Regions from separate parts of the Homo sapiens genome. Here region 1 is linked to region 2. The links are chromatin loops, found by intact Hi-C in ENCODE. Cell type or tissue: GM12878. All regions are shown on one strand.

Region 1 (2,500 bases), 400 kb after region 2:
CCTGGGGGCGGATCCCTCATGGTTTAGTGCTGTCTTCATGACAGTGAGTTCTCGTGAGATCTGGTCATTTAAAAGTTTGTAGCACCTCCCTCCCAATTCTCTCTCTCCTGCTTGCTCCTGCTGTTGCCATGATGTGCCTGAGCCCCCTTCACCTTCTGCCATGATTGAAAGCTTCCTCAGGCCTCCCCAGATGCCGAGCAGATGCCAGCACCATGCTTCCTGTAAAGCCTGCAGAACCATGAACCAATTAAAACTCTTTCCTTTATAAATTACCCAGTCTCAAGTGTTTCCTTATAGCAATGCAAGAATGAACTAATACATACATAGAGCAAGGCATGGATGGGCGACTACCCTCCCAGCACCTTTATGTGTTCAGCAACCTGGGAGTTCATTAAATTGCATTATTCAAGAGTTCTAGAGAGCTTAATCTCTAGCCCCCACCCCTTTCCTGGAGGTTGGTGGGTGAGGCTGAAATTTCCAACCCTCTAATTCCCTAATCACTTGATTTTTCTGATGTCTGGCCCTATCCTGAGTCTATCACAGGGGGCCCACCACAAGTCAACTTATTAGCATAAAGTCAGGTATGATAAAAAGAGGCCATTATGAATAACAAAACACTCCTTTTTTTCCCCACACTCCGGGAAATTTTGAGTGTTTCAGGATCTCTGACAGGAATTGGGACAAAGACCAAATATATTTTGTTTTATACCACAGTAAGTTCTGGAGCCATCCAGACCTGTGTTCAAATGTCAGTGACACTATTATCCACTGTGTGAACTTGGATAAGCTAATGAGCCTCTATAAGCTCCAGTTCCCTAATCTGGAATATGAGGATAATAATAGTACCCAATTCACATGGCTATTGTGATACTTATTTTAAAAAAATGATATTTATAGTGTGCTTAGGACAGTATATGGCACATGAGGATTTAATACATGTTAGATAATATGACTGTTATAATTTTGCTAAACTCAGCTCCATTCTTGAAATTATGTCCAATACTTGGGGTCATTCTGATTACAGCCTATCAAATTTCTAGGCAGCCATGCACCATCCCCCTCCATATCATAATTAGTAGGTGCTCAAAAAATATTAGTGCCTAACAGGAAGTTTATTCACGTGGGGTGCGTTTCACTCCTGCACACACAGTTATTACTGGTAGTGGCAGCTGCTGATGCTATATTTTCCCCTCTTTGTTGACCAAAATAAAACGAAAAAAAAAAATAGACAACAAGAGTATCTTGGGTATGTGTTTGAAGAAAGTACTCCATCACGAGAGAGAAAGAATCGTAAAGAGAAAGGGATTACTCTCATGTGGTCAATTTGAGAAAGCGCAAGAACTGGGCTTGGCTTCAGCTTGCCCCCAGTAGAGCATTCTTTCATACATTCCCACTGACCACAAAACCCACACCACTACCTCACTGATGCTATACCTGCTAACTCCAAGGCTTTAGTCACACAAAGAACACAGCCATTCTTCTTTGCTCTCATAATGTTTAACCATGTCTTTTACTTACAGAATTTCAGAAACTGGCTTTGGGGGATCCAAAATCAAACCAAGGTTGCAGAGTGTCCTACCTGGGAAGGAATGCCGAAAATCTGATTTAAACCCTCTTTGCTGCTCCCAGATAACCAGTTGGCCCATTACTCAAGAAAAACATAGCAACGCGCTATGCTACATACCCTACCCCTCACATGCTTTGTCCAGCCCAGCCTGCATATCTTACCCCTATTGTCAATTCCAGCACTTTGTCTCATAAAAAATCCCTACCAGCTCTTTTTCAGAGAGTCACCAGAAGGTCCTTGTGCCTCTGCTGTCTCCCTTGCACTCAAGCACAAACACCAGATAAAAGCCTTGTCTGAGGAATCTGCTTGGCTCCATGTTAATTTTTATTACATGGGGAGCCTCTGGTCTGTAACAAATTATTGTGAAAGACTGATGATTAGACAAACTGGCCTAAACTTTCTCCAATGGTTTGTTCCAGTGAATAATTTTCCTTACACTTGATTTGCCCTACTGGGGGGATAGGTTCAATTCATTCTTTCAATCAACAAGTATTTATGAATTACCTACCATATTTATGATATGAGATACACTGTGAATACCTCTTCTACATCTACTCCAACCTTAATTAACTTCTATTCAATATTCAGAACTCAGTTTAAATACCACTTCCTCTGATGAAACTTATATTTAGGCCAGGTCAGCCTGGTATGTACTCTCATGGCACTAGGGGGTCTTATATTTTATGCATTTTGAAGTATGCACTAATGTCTTTGCTTTTTTGGTGAGTGTGTGCTTAAGGCCTGTCTTTTCTGTAACACAGATGAAGACAGGGACTTTGCTTTTGCTCAAGATTGTAACTCTGGTACTTATCTTCGTACTTAAGTGAGAGGCTCTGATGAATGAGTTATCAGAATCTCACTATAACACTACTCACCAAAGTACTTTTTGTTTGTGGTAACCTCTGACTGCCAGGGGCACCTACAGAAAGTATG
Region 2 (2,500 bases):
ACCACCTGGTGATGGGGCACTTTGTGAACCCCAGAATATGACTGAGGGTATCCAGAACACCAAGTGCAGTAGGAGCTACACAAATTCAAGATTTGAGGGTCGTGAGTGGCATGAAATTAAAAGGGACAACCGAGGTCATCAGGATAGATGCAGAAATGGAAAAAACTACACAATTATTTCTTCTCAAAAGTGGAGAACACCTCTTTAGGTAGAGCCCTGGGTTGAAGGATCTGAGACTGATTAGCAAAACTGGAAAACATTCTCAGAGGCTTCAATTTGGAAGTGACTGAAAAAAGGTATTTATTATTTGGATATGTAATGAAATCAGTGGTTTTTTCCTAGATTAAGCTCTTAAGAAATTCAGAAATATCCATAAAATATTCCCATCCAAAAGACAGGGCTCTAGCCTAAGGAAAGATGACAGTAAACAGCAGCCTAACTGAGCAGGATCAGAACACTGGGGACTAAAAAAGAGAGAAGGCTTCCTCAGAGGGGTAGAAGCCCAGAGAACACAGATCCTAGAAAGTCTCAAAGTCACATCGCAGAGAATATAGTGTTAGGGACAAACAGCACAGGCTGAGGCAGAACAATTATCTGAATCAGACGTAATGTTAAGAGACTAAGAAGTGGCTACAGAGAGTCATGAATTGAGTCTTTCAAGCTAATAAGAGAGGAGAGAATCCTCAATATGAAGCTGTGAAAACCACCCTGACCTCTTACCCCTCCCAGAGGAACCTTCTCATAGTAGCCCAGGAAAACCCATTCCATTCAAACATGAAAAAGAAAAAGGGATATGATCGAACACTTTATGAAGTTATTAAAAGGCATAAAAAGTTGAAAATCTCATAATGTTTCACAAGGCAATAAGAACATACCAACAATAAGTATGACTTTAAAGCAGATGAAAACCTCTTACCTATTTTTTAATGAGCTAAAATAAAGAAAATAATTGAATCTTTAAAAATCAGCAAAAATCAGAAAGAGAATAGTTCAAAAATGACATCTCTAGACAACAGGAATAAGGTAAAGGATAATTACTGAAATTTTCAAGAGTATTAAAAATATATTTCAGATTAAGATCAAATTACAAGAAATACAAAACAAACACAAACACAAGAGGAAGTAAATACAATCTATAGCAACGAAAGGAAATAAATTACAGAAAATAGATAAGTAAAAGAAAATTCACATAGATATTTCCCTTTTTTTTTGCAAGATGACAGACTAGAAGCTTTTAATATGCCTCAGCCACTTGAAAATAGCAAGATAGTGCATAAAGATCAACTCTCTGAGCTTTAATTCAGAAAACGGGAATCTACCAGAATCCTGAAGGCTATCACAGATCCCAGGGAGGCAAACAGCCCCGTGACAGCATTCAGCTGATAAAAAAGATTGTGGTGCAGCAGGGCTTTCTCTGTTTGATGCCTAGGCACATCTCCAAGGAATCCAAGCACCCACTTACCCAGAATAGCAGCCTGAGCTTCCCCACCCTTCCTGTGCAGAGATTGTGGTAAAGCAGGGCCTCTCCACTTCATGCCCAGGCAGATCTCCAGGCACTCAGAACACCCACTCACCTGAAACAGAAGCCTGAGCCAGCTCACCCCTCCTGTGCAGAGACCATGGTGAAACATGGCCCTCTCTTCTCCACATCCAGGCATATTTTCCAGCAGTCAGAGCATCTGTTACCAGCCTGAGCTGCCCTACCCTTCCTGGGCAGGGATTGTGGTGTAGCAGGGCCATCTGCACAGCCAGGCAGGTCTCCAGGCACCTGAAGCACCCACTCTCCTGGATTAGGGGTTTAGGCCACCCCCATACCCATGCAGATAACTTGGAGCTGAGGAGGTTTCTCAGCTCCACATCTGGGCACACCTCTGAGTACTTGGTGGTCACCCACTTGATTCTTCCTCAGCACTGGTGCACATGTCTGCCATTGGGGGACCTATAAATAGGTCTGCCCAGTCTGGACCTGCTGATGATGTTCCCATGTTTTCCCAAGGCTGAGCAGGGATCTCAGACTACTGTGCACTCCACAGATCAGCCCATTGCCTGAGGTAATGAGAGCTTCTCCTAGTAAACAAGAGTCAAGTATGTACACAGACACATTGGCCACAGCTGGTTCTTACCCATAAGTGCTATGTATTGCCTTGTAGATTGAACCACACATCCCAATATAAAATCTGCTGAAAGAAATGCATAGAGTTATAGAAGTAAAGCCAAACAACCCTACCCAACATTCTGTACAATCACACACCCCAAGGAGGGAGGACTAGGGGAATAAAAGGGAAAAAAAAATCATGTTATAGGGAAAGAAAGAAAAAGAAAAAAATTCTACTCACATGAAAATAATTACAAAAAATTAGCAATACCAGCATCTCCGGATGAGAAGAAACCACCACAAGAATTCTGACAACATGAAAAATCTGAATGTAGTGACACCACCAAAGGATTACACTAGCTCTTCAGCAATGTTTCCTAACCAAAATAGAAACTCATAAATGAC

Evidence for each region. Peaks named below come from ENCODE experiments on the same cell type or tissue, not always from the same donor. Only the 100,000 strongest peaks of a DNase experiment are listed, where the experiment ranks them.
Region 1: a loop joins it to region 2, with 3.0 times the contacts of the local background. A loop is called at or near these places in 2 of 110 quality-filtered maps.

Annotation. Positions count from the first base shown.
Region 1 is chr10:89,652,402-89,654,901 of GRCh38, reverse strand. No RefSeq gene overlaps it. Among named protein-coding and RNA genes, the nearest start is that of PANK1, 8.4 kb to the right of the region's middle. In GM12878, no CTCF peak of the experiment used is centred here; DNase peaks (open chromatin) are centred at 1,421 and 2,409; H3K27ac peaks cover 1,268 bases.
Region 2 is chr10:90,050,745-90,053,244 of GRCh38, reverse strand. No RefSeq gene overlaps it. Among named protein-coding and RNA genes, the nearest start is that of LINC01375, 95 kb to the right of the region's middle. RefSeq lists an enhancer at 1,672-1,721. In GM12878, no CTCF peak of the experiment used is centred here; DNase peaks (open chromatin) are centred at 664, 1,554 and 2,046; H3K27ac peaks cover 1,650 bases.